Linked DNA regions of Homo sapiens: region 2 is linked to region 1. The links are chromatin contacts, found by Hi-C or POLR2A ChIA-PET in ENCODE. All regions are on one chromosome and are shown on one strand. Each heading gives the region's core, a stretch centred on a gene start or an enhancer-like site at or near the end of the contact. The rest is flanking DNA. Distances are from core to core; before and after follow the strand shown.

What was found. Hi-C counts contacts between places; a loop is a spot of excess contacts on that map. ChIA-PET counts read pairs that join two places held with the same protein, here RNA polymerase II (POLR2A).
Region 2: a loop to region 1 is called in a map with no recorded cell type, with 4 times the contacts of the local background. The contact joins the promoter of WBSCR23 here to the enhancer-like site in region 1. A Hi-C loop is called at or near these places in 1 of 37 single-sample maps with no recorded cell type. POLR2A ChIA-PET finds 5 or more read pairs at or near these places in 1 of 52 experiments (GM10248).

What each region holds. Positions count from the first base shown.
Region 1 is chr7:74,131,506-74,136,935 of GRCh38, forward strand. No RefSeq gene overlaps it. Among named protein-coding and RNA genes, the nearest start is that of EIF4H, 40 kb to the right of the region's middle. RefSeq lists an enhancer at 1,558-2,345. Within about 2 kb of position 2,331, at least 3 of the 41 ENCODE cell types and tissues checked have a DNase peak (open chromatin) inside an H3K27ac peak, as active enhancers do.
Region 2 is chr7:74,530,264-74,535,693 of GRCh38, forward strand. WBSCR23 (Williams-Beuren syndrome chromosome region 23) reads left to right here and starts at 2,329. Exons shown (of 1, transcript XR_007060383.1): 1 at 2,329-2,950. GTF2IRD1 (GTF2I repeat domain containing 1) reads left to right here. Exons shown (of 27, transcript NM_005685.4): 10 at 4,850-4,875.

The DNA of each region.
Region 1 (5,430 bases), core at 1,081-3,580:
CAATTATCCTATTTGGGGATTTAAATTATACTATTTTTTATTTTTTTGAGACAGAGTTTCACTCTGTCACCCAGTCTGGAGTGCAGTGGTACAATCTTAGCTCACTGCAACCTCCACCTCCTGAGTTCAAGCGATTCTCCTGCCTCAGCCTCCCGAGTAGCTAGGATTACAGGCACCAGCCACCACCTGGCTAATTTTTGTATTTTTTGTAGAGACGGGGTTTCACCATGTTGGCCAGGCTGGTCTCAAACTCCTGGCCTCAAGTGATCTGCCTGCTTCGGCCTCCCAAAGTACTGGGATTACAGGAGTGAGCCACCACACCACCTCGACCAGCCTTTTCCTCTATAAATTTAAAAAAAAAAAAAGGCCAGGTGCGGAGGTTCATGCCCGTAATCCCAGCACTTTGGGACGGATCACTGTAATTCCAGCTACTCAGGAGCCTGAGGCAGGAGGATCACTTGAACCCAGGAGTCGGAGGTTGCAGTGAACCAAGATTGCTCCACTGCACTCCAGCCTGGGCAACAGAGCAAGACTCCAGCTCAAAAACAAAGAAAAAAGAAAAAGGCCAGGTAAGGTGACTTACATCTGTAATCCCAGTACTTTGGGAAGCTGAGGCAGGAGGATTGCTTGAGCCCAGGAGTTCAAGGCTACAGTAAGCTAGTAAGCTATGATTGCACCACTGTGCTGCAGCCTGGGTGACAGAGCCAGACCCTGTCTCATGAAAAAAAAAAAAAAAAAAAAAAAAAAGAAAAGAAAAGAAAGGAAGAAAAGTGCCAAATTGTTTCTCAAAGCAGTTCTAGTGATTTATGGTCTCACTTGCAGTATATCAGATTCTTCGTTGTCCAGATCTTTTTAATTTTTTACAGACTAACAGGTACAATACAGTATCTTACTGTGGTACTAATTTGAGTTTCCCTGATTTCCTCTATAGTTGAGCATCTTTACGTGTTTAGTGGCCACTCATGTTTCTTCAGATCTTCTGCCTGCCTTCCTCCCTCCCTTCCTCCCTCCCTTCCTCCCTTCCTCCTTCCCGCCCTCCCTTCCTTTTTTTTTTTTTTTTTTTTTTTTTTGAGACGGAGTCTTGCTCTGTCGCCCAGGCTGGAGTGCAGTGGCGGGACCTCAGCTCACTACAAGCTCCACCTCCCAAGTTAAATCGATTATCCGGCCTCAGCCTCCTGAGTAGCTGGGACTACAGGCGCCCGCCACCACGCCCAGCTAATTTTTTGTATTTTCAGTAGAGACAGGGTTTCACCGTGTTAGCCAGGATGGTCTCGATCTCCTGACCTCATGATCCGCCCACCTCGGCCTCCCAAAGTGCTGGGATTACAGGCGTGAGCGTGAGCCACCGCGCCCGGCCCCTTCCTTCTTTTTTTTTAAAAAGAGAGACGGGTGCTCCCTTTGGCAGCAGATATACTAAAAAAGAGAGACGGGAAGGCCAGGCACAGTGGCTCACACCTGTAATCCCAGCACTTTGAGAGGCCGAGGCTGGTGGATCACCTGAGGTCAGAAGTTCGAGACCAGCCTGGCCAACATGGTGAAACCCCATCTCTACTAAAAATACAAAATTAGACGGGTGTGGTAGTGCATGCCTGTAATCCCAGCTACTCAGGAGGCTGAGGCAGGAGAATCAATGAACCCGGGAGGCGAAAGTTGCAGAGAGATGAGATTGTGCCATTGCATTCCAGCCTGGGCAACAAGAGCGAAACTACGTCTCAAAAAAAAAAATGCATAAGTTTTGTGAACAAATATTTCATAATTTTCTCTACTGAGGTCTTAGACTTTTTTTTTTTACATTTTACAGAATACTTCATATCTTCTTTGTCTCTCCCCTTTTTTTTTGCAATCACCTTGAAAACATTAAGATTCAGATGGTCCTCTAATTTTCCTGTCTCCTGTTATCCTTTGTGGTGTGTGTGTGTGTGTGTGTGTGTGTGTGTGTGTGTGTGTGTGTGTGTGTTTGAGACAGAGTCTCACTCTGCTGGACAGGCTGCAGTAGAGTGATGGCATCTCGGCTCGCTGCAACCTCCGCCTCCTGGGCTCAAGTGATTCTCCTGCTTCAGCCTCCCGAGTAGCTGGGATTATCGGCATGTGCCACCACCCCTAGCTAATTTTTGTATTTTTAGTAGAGACGGGGTTTCACCATGTTGGCCAGGCTGGTTTCAAACTCTTGACCTCAAGTGATCTGCCCACCTCAGCCTCCCAAACTGCTGGGATTACAGACATGAGCCACTGCGCCCAGCCTGTTATCCTTTGTTTTTGGAAGGAAGCATTTGAAAAAGAGTGACTCTATCTTGAATAGGGGCTGGGTAAGATGAGGCTGAGACCTGCTGGGCTGCATTCCCAGTAGGTGAGACATTCTTATTCACAGGATGAGACAGAAGGTTGGCAGGACTGGTATCACAAGATACGGGTCACAAAGACCCTGCTGATAAAACAGGATGCTGACAGGGCACAGTGGCTCACTCCTGTAATCCCAGCATTCTGGGAGGCTGAGGCGGGCAAATCACTTGATGCCAGGAGATCAAGACCAGCCTGGCCAACATGGTGAAACCCTGTCTCTACCAAAAATACAAAAATTACCCAGACATGGTGGCAGGCACCTGTACTCCCAGCTACTCAGGAGGCTGAGGCAAGAGAATTGCTTGAACTCGGGAGGCAGAAGTTGCAGTGAGCCAGGATCGCACCACTGCACTCCAGACGGGGCAACAGAGCGAGACTCCATCCCAAAAAAAAAAAAAAAAAAGAAAACAAAAACAGGACGCAGTAAAGAAGCCAGCCCCAAAACCCACCAACAGTGATGAAACTGACCTCTGGTCATCCTCACTGCTCATTATACACTAATTATAATACATTACCATGCTAAAAGACACTCCCACCAGGACTATGACAGTTTACAAGTGCCACGGCAACACCCGGAAGTTACCCTATATGGTCTAAAAGAAGGAAGAACCCTCAGTTCTGGGAAATCCCTGCCCTTTCCTGGAAAACTCATGAATAACCCATACTTCGTTTAGCATAGAATGAAGAAATAACTGTAAGTATACTCAGTCAAGCAGCCCATGCCACTGCTCTGCCTATGGAGGAGTCACTCTTTATTCCTTTCCTATTCTTTTTTTTTTTTTCTTTTTCGAGACAGAGTCCCGCTCTGTTGCCCAGGCTGGAGTGCAGTGGCACAATCTTGACTCACTGCAACCTCTGCCTCCCAGGTTCAAGCAATTCTCCTGCCTCAGCCTTCCGAGTAGCTGGAATTACAGGTATGCACCACCACACCCAGCTAATTTTTGTATTTTTAATAGAGATGGAGTTTCACCAGGTTGGCCAGGCTGGTCTCGAACTCCTGACCTCAGGTGATCCACCTGCCTCAGCCTCCCAAAGTGCTGGAATTACAGACGTGAGCCACTGCGCCCGGCTATTCCTTTATTTTCCTGATAAGCTTGCTTTCAGGTCGGGTGTGATGGTTCACATGTGTAATCCCAGCACTTTGGGAGGCCTAAGTGGCAGGACTGCTTGAGCCCAGAAATTCAAGACCAACCAGCGCAACATAGTGAGACCATATTTCTATTAAAAAAAAAACAAAAACAAAAAAAACTTGGCCAACATGACGAAAACCTGCCTCTACTAAAAAAATACAAAAATTAGCCAGGAATGGTAACACATGCCTGTAATCCCAGCTACTCAGGAGGCTGAGGCAGGACAGTCACTTGAACCTGGGAGGCAGAGCTTGCAATGAGCTGAGATCAAGCCACTGCACTCGAGCCTGGGTGACAGAGCGAGACTCTGTCTAAAAAAAAAATACAAAATAAAAAAAAGAACTTATTTATGTAACCAAATACCACCTGTTCACCTGTTCCCCAAAAACCTGTTGAAACAAAAATAAATAAATAAATATAAAGAAATAATTTTTATTTATTTATTTTATTATATTTTGAGATGGAGTCCCGCTCTGTCGCCCAGGCTGGAGTGCAATGGCGCGATCTTGGCTCACTGCAAGCTCCGCCTCCCGGGTTCACACTATTCTCCTGCCTCAGCCTCCCGAGCAGCTGGGACTACAGGCGCCCGCCACCACGCCCGGCTAATTTTTTGTATTTTTAGTGGAGACAAGGTTTCACCGTGTTAACCATGATAGTTTCCATCTCCTGACCTCGTGATCCGCCCACCTTGGCCTCCCAAAGTGCTGGGATTACAGGCGTGAGCCACTGCACCCGGCCCCAAGAAATAATTTTTTTAAAAGCTGGGGTTTCCAAAAACCCTCTCCTGGAGTTAGATAATTTTCTAGAATGGCTCACAGAGCTCAGGGAAATACTTTACTTATGTTAAGTAATTTTTTTTTTATTTTTTATTTTTTGAGACTCACTCTGTCGCCAGGCTGGAGTACAGTGGCGCAATCCCAGCTCACTGCAACCTCCACTTCCTGGGATCAAGCGATTCTCCTGCCTCAGCCTCCTGAGTAGCTGGGACTACAGGCGCAGGCCACCACGTCCAGCTAATTTTTGTATTTTTAGTAGAGACAGGGTTTCACCGTGTTGGCCAGGATGGTCTCGATCTCTTGACCTTGTGATCACTCGCCTCAGCCTCTCAAAGTGCTGGGACTGATTACAGGCATGAGCCACTGCACCCGCTGCAACTAGTTTATTATATTCAAATTTTTTTACTTAAATTTTTTTTTTTTTTTTTTTTTGAGACGGAGTCTCGCTCCGTCCCCCAGGCTGGAGTACAGTGATACAATCTCGGCTCACTGCAACCTCCGCCTCCAAGGTTCATGCCATTCTCCTGCCTCACCCTCCCGAGTGGCTGGGACTGCAGGCGCGTGCCACCACGCCCGGCTAATTTTTTGTATTTTCAGTAGAGACGGAGTTTCACTGTGTTAGCCAGGATGGTCTCAATCTCCCAATTCCATGATCCGCCCACCTGGGCCTCCCAAAGTGCTGGGATTACAGGCATGAGCCACCACACCTGGCCTTTTTTACTTAATTTTTAAAATAGGGATGGAATCTTGCTATCTTGCCCAGGCTGGTCTTGAATTCCTGGGCTCAAGTGATTCTCTCACCTCAGCCTCACCCTCTGTAGTAGCTCGAACTACAGGTGCACACCACCACATGCAGCTAAGTTTTTAATTTTCCTTTTTTTTTTTTTTTGAGACGAAGTTTCACTCTTGTCGCCCAGGCTGGAGTGCAATGGCGTGGTCTCAGCTCACTGCAATCTCTGCCTCCTGGGTTCAAGCGATTCTCCTGCCTCAGCCTCCCGAGTAGCTGGGACTACAGGCACCTGCCACCACGCCTGGTTAATTTTGTATTTTAGTAGAGACAGGGTTTCACCATGTTGGTCAGGCTGGTCTTCAGCTCCTGACCTCAGGTGATCCACCCGCCTTGGCCTCCCAAAGTGCTGGAATTACAGGTGTGAGCCACCACACCCAGCCTTTAATTTTATTTT
Region 2 (5,430 bases), core at 1,079-3,578, 400 kb after region 1:
CTTGGGCTCCGGGTTTTGGGGCATGTGGGCTAAGCAGGGGCCTGGGGAGGCAATGATGGGGCAGGGGCAGAATGAATGGGTTCTCTAACTTAACACAGAGAATAAGACGAGTCTGAGAGAGAATTCTGTTATAGCTCCTTGTGTAGCTGTGTGGCCTATTCCTTCTGGGCCTTTTGAGGATTGAATGGAAAATGCAGGCACGGTGTCTGGCCTAATCAGGCACTTTGTAATTTTTTTTTTTTTTTTTTTTTGAATAGAGATGGGATCTTGCTATATTGCCCAGGCCTGCATAGCCTGAGTGTCAGAGCAAGGCCCTGTTTCTTAAAAAAAAAAAAAAAAAAAAAAAGGCGGCAGGGGTGGGGGGAAGGGACAATGATGGCCCCCCCGACCCAAGTTTTCCTAACATAAAATGAAAAAGTGGATGAAACACACCTGACATGTAGCAGATGTTTAATAAGCATGAGGTGTTTTTTCATTGTCCTTATTTCCCTTGTGAATTAAAACATCATTAAGTGCATCGGTGCACCTGAAGACATTTCCGACCTGGGCGTCCTTGGGCAAGTTACTTAACCACTCTGTGCCTCATTTACATAAACCAGGCCTGATACCAGCCCAGGCAACATGGCGAGACCCCATCTCTGCAAAATATTTAAAAAGTTAGCCAGGCATGGTGGCAGGTACCTGTAGTCCCAGCTACTTGGAGGCTGAGATGGGAGGATCACTTGACCACAGGAGTTCGAGACTGCAGTGAGCTATGATCGTGCCACTGCACTCCAGCCTGGGTGACAGAGTGACACCCCATCTCAAAAAATAAAAAATAGGCCAGGCATGGTGGCCTGGATTACGCCTGTAATCCCAGCACTTTGGGAGGCCAGGATGAGTGGATCACCTGAGGTCAAGAGTTTGAGACCAGCCCGGCCAACATGGTGAAACTCCGTCTCTACTAAACATACAAAAATTAGCCAGGTGTGGTGGCGCACGCCTGTAGTCCCAGCTACTCGGGAGGCTGAGGCATGAGAATGGCTTGAATTCGGGCGACAGAGATTGCAGTGAGCCAAGATGGCACAACTGCACTCCAGCCTGGGTGACAGCGAGAATCCATCTCTAAATAAATAAATTAAACATAGAATAACCAGGCCTGATAATTGTCCATGCCTCATAGTGTTGATCGGAGAGTAAATTACCAGATGTGGATGAAATGCTTAGAACAGTGGCTACAGCTTCAGAGCCTCCAAGTACACTTTTTTCTATTACACACCCCAGCCTCATCATTTAACCATCTGAGATCATGCTGGCAAAAGTGAGTCAGGAGAGGAGGGCTTAAAAAGGAGCCAGGGGCTGAGCACAGTGGCTTACGGCCTGTAATCCCAGCACTTTAGGAGGCCAAGGTAGGCGGATCACTTGAGCCTAGGAGTTCAAGACCAGCCTGGCCAACGTAGCAAGACCCCATCTCCAAAAAGAAAAAAAAAAAGTGGGGGGAGCCAGGAGGTAGAGTCTCTGCCCTGGCCCAGGTATCTGCAGGGTATGCACCATCTGGGAGTCAGAAGTGCTTTCTACAAGGCCTGAGGGTCTTGTTATTGGTGGTACAGCTCTCTGCCCCCCACCTCTGCCCCAACCCCAACTCATGCCAAGTTCTGGCCTCCTACTTCTCATGTCTGTATTCCTACTGGGATACAATAGAATCCCCCAGGGCTGTGGGTTCACACCTCAGGGGCAGATATATTGGTTCTAGCTAAGCCAGAACTTAGGAGGAGAAAGTATCTGGAGAAGATTTCTAGAACTCAGAACTGTGCTTAGAGGCTGGCCAGCGACCCCTTGGTCAGTGCCTATCATGTGGGCCTTCCAGTCCGGGCAGCCCGTGAGGGCATCTGACCGCTCCCTGACATCTGCCTCCACCCCCAATGCCCCCCCAGGGAATGGTGTAAGTCCCTGATGCTGTCTCGAACCCACATCTCCCCGACCCTGTTCTCCCTGATAAATAAATAAAACTGTAAATAATAAAACTGCAGGCTGGGCACAGTGGCTTACACTTGTAATCCTAGCACTTGGAAAGGCTGAGACAGGAGGATCACTTGAGGCCAGGAGTTTGAGACCAACCTGGGCAATATAGTGAGACCCTATTTCTACAAAAAATAAAATAAATAGCCAGGCCTGGTGGTATGCACCTGTAGTCCTAGCTACTGAGGAGGCTGACGGAGGAGGATCACTTGAGCCCAGGAATTGGAGGCTGCAGTGAGCTATGATCACGCCACTGCACTCCAGCCTGGGCGACAGAGCCAGACCCTATCTCTGAAAACAATAATAAAACGACAACCAATGCTGACTGTGTCTCCATCACTGGGTGGGGCTGAGGAAGCAGGCCTCAGAAAGGAAGCCAGTTTTCCCCCAAAATTATTCCCTGAGGCTGCCTCTGGGCCTGTGGATCCAGATGTGTGGGGGCCTTCAGGAGTGGCAGGGGAGTGGGGCCTCCAGCGTGAAAACAGAAGTCACCGTCAGCCTTGCACCCCCGGCTCTGCCTCCCAGGACTGGTGTTTTTGCCTCTGTTTTAATTTCCTGCTGGGTCCTCCCTTGGACATTGTCAGGTATGCAGGCTGGGACATCCCTTCTTTCCTCCTACATTCCCCCTAGAGCCCAAGGCTCTGTCCGTGGTCCAGCCACTCCATGGCAGGGAAGCTGTACCTCCATAATCAGCTGCCTGAGGGCCCCTGACCCACCACCAGGCACCACCCTGGTGGGGCTGAGGTTAGAAGGGAAAGAATGCCAGAACTCCAGTCCTGGAGGCAGGAGAGTGTGTGAGCCCAGCCCCGCCCTCTCAGACTCTCAGACCTTTATTTCATCCTCATTTTCCTGGCTAGAGGTTCCATGCATCATTTTTTTTTTTTTTTTTTTCAGATGGAGTCTCACTCTATTGCCCAGGCTGGAGTGCAGTGGTGCTATGTCGGCTCACTGAAACCTCCGCCTCTCAGGTTCAAGCAATTCTCCTGCCTCCGCCTCCCAAGTAGCTGGGATTACAGGCATGCACCACCACACCTGGCTAGTTTTTGTATTTTTAGTAGAGACGGGGTTTCACCATGTTGGCCAGGCTGGTCTCAAACTCCTGACCTCAGGTGATCCACCTGCCTGGGCTTCCCAAAGTACTGGGATTATAGGCTTGAGCCACCACGCCCGGCTGGTTCCATGCATCTTACCTGGATGACTTGGGTCCCTAAATGGGCCCCTGGGTGCCCAGCCTCCCCTCCTCCAATACATTCTCTGATAATCTGACCTTGTCATGACCATTGGGGCACCTGTTGCCCACAGGGTAGAGGCCAGGTGCCTGAGGACAGCACTGAAGGCCGTGCACCTCCACCTCCAGCCTCCAGTCACCTCACCTAGCTCACTGCTCTCTCTCCTGCAAAGTCTCTCCTGCTTCCCTCCCTAAGGGAAGGGCTGGCCGCTCACTGCTTGGGCCCCCTTGATTTCTAAGACACCTGTGAAGGGTCCCACAAGGCCAGGCACAGTGGCTCTTGTCTGTAATCCCAGCGCTCTGGGAGGCTGAGGCAGGAGGATCACTTGAGGTCAGGAGTTCAATGTGGACAACACAGTAAGACCCTGTCTCTACAAAAAAATTTAAAACTTAGCTGGCATTGGTGGCGCATGCCTATAGTCCCAGCTACTTGGGAGGTTGAGGTAGGAGGATCGCTTGAACCCAGGAGTTCAAGTCTGCAGTGAGCTATGATTGCACCACTGCACTCCAGCCTGGGTGATAGAGCAAGACCCCAACTCAAAAAAAAAAAAAAGGATCCCACGGTTCACCTTGTGCTGCCACGATCGGTTGGCAGCTCTGCTCTGTGCCGTCCTGTGCCTGTCACTGAGTAAGATGCAGGAGAAGTTGGGCAAAAGCCCTCAGGATAAACGAATAAGTCATTCAGAGTAGGTGCTGGTGGGAAATGGGCTTGAGTCACTCACCTGGGGCCAGAAGAGGCCCCCAGGGAGTTGTGAGCAGATTAGACCCTCCAAGACCGCCCCAGGGGTTGGCCCATGCTTTCCCTAACTGTGCAAAAATGGTTTGGGATAGGCTGGGTGCCGTGGGTCACGCCTGTAATCCCAGCACTTTGGGAGGCTGAGGCAGGTGGATCACCTCAAGTCAGGAGTTCGAGACCAGCCTGGCCAACATGGTGAAACCCCATCTCTACTAAAAATACAGAAATTAGCTGGGTGTGGTTGCACACGCCTGTAATCCCAGCTACTCAGGAGGCTGAGGGAGGAGAATCCCTTGAACCCGGGAGGCGGAGGTTCATGGGGAACCCAGCAGGAAATTAGAATAGAACCAAAAACGCCAGTCATGGGAGGCAGAGCTGGGGGAGCGAGGCTGACAATGACTCCTGTTTTCACGCTGAGAGACCCCACTCCCCTGCTGAGATCGCGCCACTGCACTCCAGCCTGGGCGACAGAGCAAGACTCCATCTCAAAAAAAAAGTTAATTAATTAATTAGATTAAAGTACAACAATTAGCAGGGCATGGTGGTGCACGTCTGTAGTCCCAGCTACTCAGGAGGCTGAGGCAGAAGAATCGCTTGAACCCTGGAGGCGGAGGTTGCCGTGAGCCAAGATCGCACCACTGCACTCCAGCCTGGGCGACAAAGTGAGACTCTGTCTCCAAAAATAAAAATAAAAATAAACGGTTTGGGATGTTCTGAGGTTCCAGACATGCCCTCTCCTGCCTGCATGTCTGCCGGATGCCCAGGTCTGTAGCTGTGCATGTGTCACTCAGTGACCATCACCAAAGGGGACTGGAGGCATCTCCCCGAGCCCTGGGAGAGTCCTCCAGCCTGCACTGTTCTCATGCCTGTCTCTCTTCTCTCCCCAGGATGTTTGATGAGCGAATTTTCACAGGTATGTGGGGACCATCTAGTCCATTCTGAAGTTTCCGGATTGGTTCCCCAACAGAACCCGAGCTGCCACCACCCTGGACTTGGTCCTCCTGAGCGCCTCCCCTCAGGCAGGGAGGGAGGCTGGGCTGTGGTTTCTGTGTCCTGGGACAGAAATGGGTCCCAGGCTTCTAGGTGCTGACAGACTGTCAGGACAACCCCTCCCAGCTTCAAATGCCCTGGACAGAGAGTACTAAAGCTGGACGCTAACCGGTGCCAGGTTGGTGAACCTGAGCCTGTGCCAGGCTCTCTTTGAAGCTGCCAGCATATTTTATTTTAATCTGATTCCAACAATCCTATGAAGGTGGCTCCACTCCACTACTCTCACGTGCAGACAGAGGAACGGAAGCCCAGCTGGTGAGCACGGGTCCCTGCTGCATGCCCAGCAGTGTGACTCCAGAGCCCATGCAGTGGCCCGTGGGCCAGCACACCTGTCCCAGGAGGAAGATGCGGGCTCTTCCCGGGGTAGCAAAAGCATCACGGTTCTTGGGGTGATCCTGGCACCCCAGTTCCGGTCCCG